Regions from separate parts of the Homo sapiens genome. Here region 1 is linked to region 2. A link is a loop called in an ENCODE intact Hi-C map of the cell type or tissue named here. Cell type or tissue: CD14-positive monocyte. All regions are shown on one strand. Links, peaks and the distances in the headings refer to the core of each region. The heading gives the core; the rest is flanking DNA. Region 1 overlaps SDC3 (syndecan 3). Region 2 overlaps LINC01778 (long intergenic non-protein coding RNA 1778).

Region 1 (4,384 bases), core at 86-4,085, 70 kb after region 2:
GCTGAGCCCCCTGGGGGTCCCTAGTGCTCGGCTGAGACCAGACACAGAGGGTCCATCAGTAAACAGTAGCACAGTGGGGATAAGGATCCAGGTACTGGACTCCCTGCCCAGCCCCCAGCTAGCTTGGAACTGATGATCATGTTCCAGGGTTCAGGGAGGGTGGTGGTGCCCAGCGTGATGGGCAAGGAAAGAGATGCCTCCTACCCTGGCCCAAGAGGAACCAGAGACAAGCCACGTGAAGGGAGCAGGCCTCCCCTCCCCACCCAGGCCAGCCGTCCTGCCTGCCCTTCCCCACTAAGCCAACTCTAGGTCAGGCCCTGTCTCTGGCCTCAGGTCTTTCTGATAGTTCCTCAAATCTGAAGACTACAAGGGCCCCTGGGTCACCATTCACTCTTCCCATTTAACAGACGTGGAAGTGGAGGCCCAGAGAGGGAACAGGCTGCCTGCTACCACTTGACAAGCTAGTGGCAAATTCACCTCTGAGACACAACCACCTTGGGGAATGTATAATAATTAAAAGTCATCACCCAGCAGCAGGTTCCTTTTAACCATCTGCACCTCCCACCACTCCTCACCACCACCTAACGGGTCAGGGATCACTGGATCTGTCTGACAGAAGAGGAGACTAAGGCTGAGTCAAGAGTCACTTAGCCAAATCCACCCACTTCTTCGTTTCGTTGTTGTTGTTTGAGATGGAGTCTCGCTCTGTTGCCCAGGCTGGAGTGCAGTGGCACAATCTCAGTTCACTGCAACCTCCACCTCCCAGGATCAAGCAATTCTCCTGCCTCAGCCTCTGGAGTAGCTGGGATTACAGGTGTGCACCACCATGCCCAGCTAATTTTTGTATTTTTAGTAGAGATGGGGTTTCACCATGTTGGTCAGGCTGGTCTCGAACTCCTGACCTTGTGATCTGCTCGCCTCGGCCTCCCAAAGTGTTGGGATTACAGGCATGAGTCACCAAGCCTGCCTTGTTGTTTTTGAGACAGTCGCGCTCTGTCACCCAGGCGAGAGTGCAGTGATGCGATCTCGGCTCACTGCAACCTCCGCCTCCCGGGTTCAAGCAATTCTCTGCCTCAGCCACCCAAGAAGCTGGGATTACAGGCACCTGCCACCGCCTGGCTAATTTTTGTGTCTTTAGTAGAGATGGAGTTTCACCATCTTGGCCAGGTGGGTCTTGAACTCCTGACCTCATGATCCACCCGCCTTGGCCTCCCAAAGTGCTGGGATTACAGGCGTGAGCTACCTCGCCCAGCCAAAATCCACCCACTTCTAATGGCAGAGCTGGGGCTCAGCCTGTCAGGGAGGAGGGGTAGGGCTTCCTCCCTGCTTCTCTTCAATTCCCCCCTCGAGACCTCACAAAAGCACATGCACCTGCCACCAGTAAACCTGCCTGAAGCAAGACATGGCCAGACAAGACATAGGACACACACGACACAACTGAACACTGACAGCCCCCTTGCACAGGGCTTCATATACAGCAGGTGCTTAGTAAATGTCTGCTGAGTGAGCAACGCAGTCAATCAAGACAGGCGCCCATGCAGGAGCCCACACGTCTGCCTGATGCCCTTGTGTGGGGAAAAGAAAGAGATCAAAATGGAGTTTCTTATGTCTTCCTTTTCTACATAGACACAGTAACAGTCTGATCGCCCTTTCTTTTCCCCACGCTCTTGAACGAGCATCTCCATAAGCACCCAGGCTCCAGGCTCAGAGTCCTGCTAACTGCCCCACTGTGGGCACATTGCTCAACCTCTCAGGGCCTCTGTGCCCCCATCTGTAAAATGGGGTAACCATGCCTGCCTCACAGGGCCATAGTGAGGACCCACTGAGATAAAGCATGTTAAGCACTTAGAACCACACCTAGCACATGACATGCAGCAGTAAGTATTGGCCGTTATCTTTCTCATCATCTTCCTCGTCATCATCTGTGCTTGTGTCTGTCTCCCTGACACAGGGAGCATCTTGAAGGCAGGAACCAGGTAAGATGCAGCTGCAGACACCCCCCAACAATGGCATCCAGGCCTTGAGGAGGGGGCATTAAGCAAGGGGTGGATGACAGAGGGTAAAGACTGACACAGGCACCTATACCCCAACTGTGGGCCTGGACAGGGAATAGTGTATGGCTTCTGTCAGGTAAAAATGCCCTTCCCCTGCTCCCAAAACAACAGTCCACCTCCCCCCAGCTCTCCAGGAGCCTTGCCTACTCAGGCCCTGCATCCCCCACGGAGCACCCCCAAGCCCCAGCCCAGGGAGGGGGACAGGTCTAATGAGCCGCCCACAGCCCCCTGGTGCCCGCAATCGAATTGGCAATCAGTTTGCTGCAATTAGATTTCCCAGATCCCGCTGGTGATTGATTCTAAATTACCCTCATTAAAGTCTGGGCTGGCAGGCAGGGATGGGGGAGGGCAGGATGGATGGGGGGGTCCTAGCTGGCAGTGCAGGGGGTACAGGAATCTCTAGGGTCGCCTGGGCCAAGGCTAACCCCAGGGTGAAGCAGCACCAGACAGCACCCTGGAAGCCCATGGCCCATCCAAAAGCAGGATGAAGGCCCAAGTCAGTGTTATCCCCAGTCCCAGCTGCACCCCCAGAAAACCCTGGCTAAGTAGGGGATGTGACGACAAGATCAGATGGGGCTCCAGGGTAGGAGAAGGGGCAAATGAACACCAGGCTCCACCAGCTCCTGGCTGTGTGTGCTTTGGCAGGTGGCCTAACATCTCTGAGCCTTCCTCTAAATAAGGGGAATCCCACCAGCCCCTCAAGAGTGGTGGGAGGCTCAGTGGGACCATCTAAGGCTGGAGAGCCAGCCCCAATCCATTGGCAAGGCCCCAGGCTGTGGCTGGGCCATCAGCTGTGGGATGTCAGGCTGTAGGGCTGGCCATCTCTCTAGGACTCTCCACCCCTGAGATCCTGCGTAAACATCAATAGTCACCTACTCTGGGCCAGGGCCCATGTGACAGACAGAACACAGCCGAGATGCTCCCTGGCTGGGAGGAAAATGGAAAGCACCCAGTCTCACCAAGTCCTGGGCTCAAGCTGCAAATAACAAGGCCTCTCTGGAGTTCCAGGAGTGGAAGGGCCTGAAGAGTCATCATGCAGGATGGACTGCAGGCTGCTCAACAGCTCTGGAGAACCAGCCCCCAGAAACTCAGCACCACGGACCCTAGAATGTGCTTCCTCTCATCTGGCTTAAGTCCTGCTGGCTCCAACTGGGAGTCCGGCCCTTGGTCTCCTTCTAAGGGTACCCCCACCCCCAGAGTTCTCCTTCAGGCCATCCATGATTATTCAAACTTAGTTCCCCCTCTCTCCAAAAGAAAACCCTGCTCCTCACCCCCAAGCAGTAGTTCTTCAGTAAGACCCAGAGAGGGACAGAAAAAGAACAAAAACCAAGGCAGGTGAATGGAAAAAAAACAAGATTTGCAGGAGCAGCCCGCTCCTTATTTACTTTAGTACTTTATTTACTTTATTACTTTATATTACTAATTCTCAAGCAACCCTGAGGTCCCATTTTAAAGAAGAGGAGACTGCGGGTTCAGAGAGGTTAGGTGAACTCACCAAGGTCACACAGCAGGAATGTGACAAAGCCAGGATTTCAACCCTGAATCAGCTGGCTCCAGGATCCCTACTCCTTCGATGACTTCAAGCTGCCCCCTCAGGCTTGGGACACCCCAAAACAGACATAGCACCAAGGCCAGGGGTGGGGAGAAGGCAGGCCTCAGCCAGCTGGGGCAACAGGGGTTGTAGAACCCTCTCCACCTGGTATAAAAGGCCAGCATAGGCGTTTCCTGCCCTCCACCCACAGCAGCCAGGTAAAAAAAGGGCCAGATCATTTGTTGGGGCCACCGCCACCCCCACTGCTGGGCCCTCAGCCATGGCCGCTCAGGCTCCCCCTGTAATCACGGCTTCCTGTTTGGCGCTGAGACTGGGCTTGGCCAGTGGGGGAGGGGAGTGGCTGCCCCTCTGGCCATGGCGGGAGGGGGGCCGGAAGTGAAGGCCACCAGGCCTCCTGGAATCTGGGGAGGCTGGGAGCCAAGGGGAGTGAGGGTGTGGGGGGTGCCATCAACAAATATTTACCAAGAGCCAGCCCGATGTTCCCAGGATGTGATGTTATGGAGGACAGAGGCCTGGAGGGGCCAGTGAGACAGGTCAGGAAGTCCAGGACCCTGCTCCCTGCTGGGACAGGGGTTTGGGGGGATGATGGGAGCAAGGGCCTGGGGCCTGGGCAGCTCCTGGCTCTGGCCACCCTGTCCCTTGAGACACAAAATCAAAGGGCTCCAAGCAGCTGGGCTGTAGTCCAGAGCCACAGTCCCTCGGTCCTGCCCAGATGTGGTGGTGGCAGTGCCTTGGCACTCAGACTGAAGGCCCGCCCGATGCAGCCCCCTGGCGCCTC
Region 2 (4,384 bases), core at 311-4,310:
TCTGCATGAGTATGGATCTTGAAGTGATCATAGGTTCAGGATCTCTTGCAGAAAGGGCCAAGTGGGTGATATCTATAAGGACAAATCAACTGCATTAACTTCATTGTCACTGGAGGCTCCCACAGCACAGTGCCCTACAGCCTTTTCCAGCCTTTGATGGAGGAAGGGCAGTGTCCCTCAGCACTGGAAGAGATGCCATCCTTTATAGCAAAAAAATGGATTGTTCTACATCTTCAAGAGGTTCTATTTCTAGCTCTAGAAAACACTATGACTGTTGATCAGCAAAAAATTTTGCTGTATCTGGCTCTGGAAATATCTCTGTCCTTGGCTCTGGAAAATGTTCCAGAGACATTTATAGTCCCACAACATTGTTGGCTCTAGGGAAAACTCCATGGCTCCAGAGGACTTTCTGCTCCTAGTTTTGGAATTCTGCAACCTGTTTCTGGAAGACCCTTCCTCACCGGTTTTGCACTGTCCTGCCCTCCTGGCTCCAGATTATCCAATCCCATTTCTGGAGGACACTCTGACTGTGAAGCCAAAGAACTCTCTATACATGGCTCTGGAGGGCTGATTCTCTGTAAAGATGGAGAACCACTTGACTGGCCTGGAAGACTGACTGTCCATACTCTTCTTCCAAGATCTGGACTTGACATCCCTGGCCCAAAAAGATTGACTATATAGGGACCTGAAGGGCCTCTCTAGCTGACATGCTGTAATATCATATTTCACAAGTGCTGTCTTGACCCAGTTTTGAGATCCTGGCTAAAACCTCTCAATTCCTCCTTGTGGGCACTTTGCTCAGCCTACACCTTAACCCCTCCAAACTCTAGGCATGGAGCTGTCTGTGCCCCTGGATCTAGACAACTCTTTGGAATAACCTTCATTCCTGGCTTCTGGAGTAGGAGGGGGAAATTTGGATAGATTGGAGGGATGGGAAGGTAAGAGGAAGCACGGAATGGTTGCTGTGGCATCTGTTCTGATCAGCAACCTGAGCTGGATTTAAGTTCCATGGTCACAGGTTAGCGGCCACAATTGTTCAAATTTCATTTACATGAGCAGCCTGATGAGGTTCTGGGTTCAACAGGAAGAACTAATTTTGGTTCTGCAGTGCATGAGGCCTAGAGTGGGGGAAATGGAAGCTGTTCTCCCCATAGCTGTTGACCCCAGCAAGGTTCATGGAGTCTGAAGGTGAGGCATACTGGCCAAGATGTGCAGCATGATGGGCCCCGGCCAAGCCACTTTATGGCCAAAAACATGGACAAGCGGAGCCAGGGCAGAAAAGAGGGCACATGACAAAATTCCCATGAGGTCTGCAGTCAGGGCCATTCAAAGGCCTTTCTTACCGTGCCAAACACCCATACCCCATTCCTGGCCTTCTACATTCCTCCTGGAATCACCAGCCCTAGAAGTTTAAAAATTGCATCTCCCGGCCAGGCACAGTGGCTCACACCTGTAATCCCAGCATTTTGGGAGGCCGAGGCAGGCAGATCACGAGGTCAGGAGTTCGAGACCAGCCTGACCAAAATGGTGAAACCCCACCTCTACTAAAAATACAAAACTTAGCCGGCCATGGTGGTGCATCCCTATAATCCCAGCTACTCGGGAGGCTGAGGCAGGAGAATCGCTTGAACCCGGGAGGCAGAGGTTGCAGTGAGCCGAGATCGCACTACTGCACTCCAGCCCGGGTGACAGAGTGAGAGTCTGTCTCAAAAATAAAAAAAAATTACATTTCCCAGATATCCTTCGAGTTGGATTTCGACTGGGTTCTGCCAGTGGGATGTATCCATGCGAGATTCTGGAACTAACATCAGAGAGAGTCCAAGCTTCTAACTTTTATCAGCGGCAGTGACAATAGTCAAGCAGCATTGATGGTGAGTACAGGCTTGTGAGCCCAAAATGACATCACATTTCTTTTTCACTCCACTGGTCCTTCCAACGTTTCTATAACCAATTCCCTAAATTAAATCACTTTGTCTGATGTACCTAGAGTGGTTTCTGTTTACCTGACACTTATCGAAGATTTATGAGTGCCTACTGTGTTCTAAGATGTTCTAAGAACTAGGACTGTGAGACTGAACAAGAGTGGAATAGTGGATGGGGTCAGAGAGATTGGCAGAAGCAAAGCCATACAGGACCTTTTAAGCCATAGGAAGAAGTTTGGGTTTCAGTCTGATTTCAATGCTAAGAGCCTCTTATTCAGGGAAGGGAAGGATGTGATTTATGACTTGGGCTCTATGACAGATGAAGTCTAGCAGGCTGTAATAGAAAGGAGGGAGAGAGGGGGCTATTTGAAGACTTCAAGCTGGAGATGACAGACTGAAGCTGGTGGGGAGGGGTTTACTGTTATAACATTAGGGTCTGATGATGGTAGGACGGACACACTGACCTCTGATGAGATGAAAAGCAGAACTCTATTACTTACAGCATCAAGTGGGAGAAAGTTGCCATGCGGGGCCGTGTCCCTACATGCAACCCCCTGGTTGCACCCAGGACAGGGGAACAGCAAGCTGGAATGTAGGAGGCAGCTTCTCTATGGCAAGTGGAGTGGGGTTAGCAGGTGTAGGGGCTTCCTGTGGGTTGGGAATTTTGAGTGATTTCACAGACCCAAGGAAGAAGTATTCATCCCTTGATGTTTAGCAAATAATTCCTGGAAGTTGTGTGTATTGTTGTGACCCAAGAGTGTTAGAGCCCAGTAAGGAAAGGGGTTGGGGTGCAGGCTGAGCAAAGTGCCCGCAAAGAGGAATTGAGAGTTTTTCGCCAAGATCTCAAAATTGGGTCAAGAGAGCCCTTGTGAAATATGGTATAACAGCGTGCTAGCTAGAGAGCTGTGGGCGTGATCAGGATCTGCTTTAGAGGTAGAGCTGACGGGACTTCCAATGGACTGGACGTGAGAGAAAGAGGAATCTTGACCATGGACTTCCAGAATCAGAGGGCTCTGATTTTGAAACCATGCTTCTCATCAGATACAAATAAAGATGTTTGATAACTTTTTTTTTTTTTTTTTGAGACGGACTCTCACTCTGTTACCAGGCTGGAGTGCAGTGGCGGCATCTCGGCTCACTGCAACCTCCACCTGCCAGGTTCAAGCAATTCTCCTGCCTCAGCCTCCCGAGTAGCTGGGACTACAGGCACAAGCCACACACCCAGCTAATTTTTGTATTTTTAGCACAGACGGGGTTTCACTATGTTGGCCAGGATGGTCTCGATCTCTTGACCTCGTGATCCGCCCCCCTCGGCCTCCCAAAGTACTAAGATTACAGGTGCGAGCCACTGCGCCGGGCCGTTTGATAATCTTTTAAAAACTTATTCAAATAAATGAAGGGCTAACAAGATAGTAAGAAATAACCAGGGCTAGCTGGAAGGAAATATATAAGAACCCAGAGAGGAAAACGATCATAGAAGCCACTTTTGCCCTGAGAACACTGACCAAGAATAATGAAGAACAGGCACAAACAATATCAAAAATAAAGGGTGGGTGCATCACCACCGATGCTATAGACATCAAAAAGAAGAGAATGTGGGCCGGGTGCGGTGGCTCACGCCTGTAATCCCAGCACTTTGGGAGGCCGAGGCGGGCAGATCACGAGGTCAGGTGATCGAGACCACGGTGAAATCCCGTCTCTACTAAAAATAGAAAAAATTAGCCGGGCGTGCTGGCGGGCGCCTGTAGTCCCAGCTACTCGGGAGGCTGAGGCAGGAGAATGGCGTGAACCCGGGAGGCGGAGCTTGCAGTGAGCCGCGATTGCGCCACTGGACTCCAGCCTGGACAACAGAGCGAGACTCCGTCTCAAAAAAAAAAAAAAAAAGAGAAGAGAATGTGATGAAAAACTGCATGCCAATACATTTGAAATTTTAAATCAAATAGGTAAATCCTGAGAAAAATATAGCTTACTAATACTGACTCAAGGTAAAAAGAAAAAAAAATGCTACAACCACTTTGGAAAAGAGCTTGGCTTTTTCTAGGAAAGCTGAAAACTTTCTGTGACCAGCAATTATAGTCCTACGTATATACCTTAAACAAATTCATGCATATGTGTAATCATTAAAATGTGTAGGACTACTTTTAGAAGTACAGAAGCACTGTTAATAATAGCTGGGGCTGGACACAGTGGGCCGGGTGCGGTGGCTCACGCCTGTAATCCCAGCACTTTTGGAGGCCAAGGCAGGCGGATCACAAGGTAAGGCGTTCAAGCCTGGCCAACATGGTGAAACCCTGTCTCTACTAAAAATACAAAAATTAGTTGGGCGTGGTGGCGGGTGCCTGTAATCCCAGCTACTTAGGAGGCTGAGGCAGGAGAATCGCTTGAACCTGGGAGACGGAGGTTGCAGTGAGCCAAGATCGCACCATTGCACTCCAGCCAGGGCAACAGAGTGAGACTCCGTC

What was found. Peaks named below come from ENCODE experiments on the same cell type or tissue, not always from the same donor. Only the 100,000 strongest peaks of a DNase experiment are listed, where the experiment ranks them.
Region 1: a loop joins it to region 2, with 4 times the contacts of the local background. A loop is called at or near these places in 13 of 110 quality-filtered maps.

What each region holds. Positions count from the first base shown.
Region 1 is chr1:30,898,416-30,902,799 of GRCh38, forward strand. All of the region lies in intron 1 of SDC3 (syndecan 3), which reads right to left. Among named protein-coding and RNA genes, the nearest start is that of SDC3, 8.2 kb to the right of the region's middle. In CD14-positive monocyte, for the core only: no CTCF peak of the experiment used is centred there; no DNase peak of the experiment used is centred there; H3K27me3 peaks cover 939 bases.
Region 2 is chr1:30,828,012-30,832,395 of GRCh38, forward strand. The region is part of intron 2 of LINC01778 (long intergenic non-protein coding RNA 1778); the gene reads left to right. Among named protein-coding and RNA genes, the nearest start is that of LINC01778, 5.6 kb to the left of the region's middle. In CD14-positive monocyte, for the core only: no CTCF peak of the experiment used is centred there; a DNase peak (open chromatin) is centred at 2,810; H3K27me3 peaks cover 1,172 bases.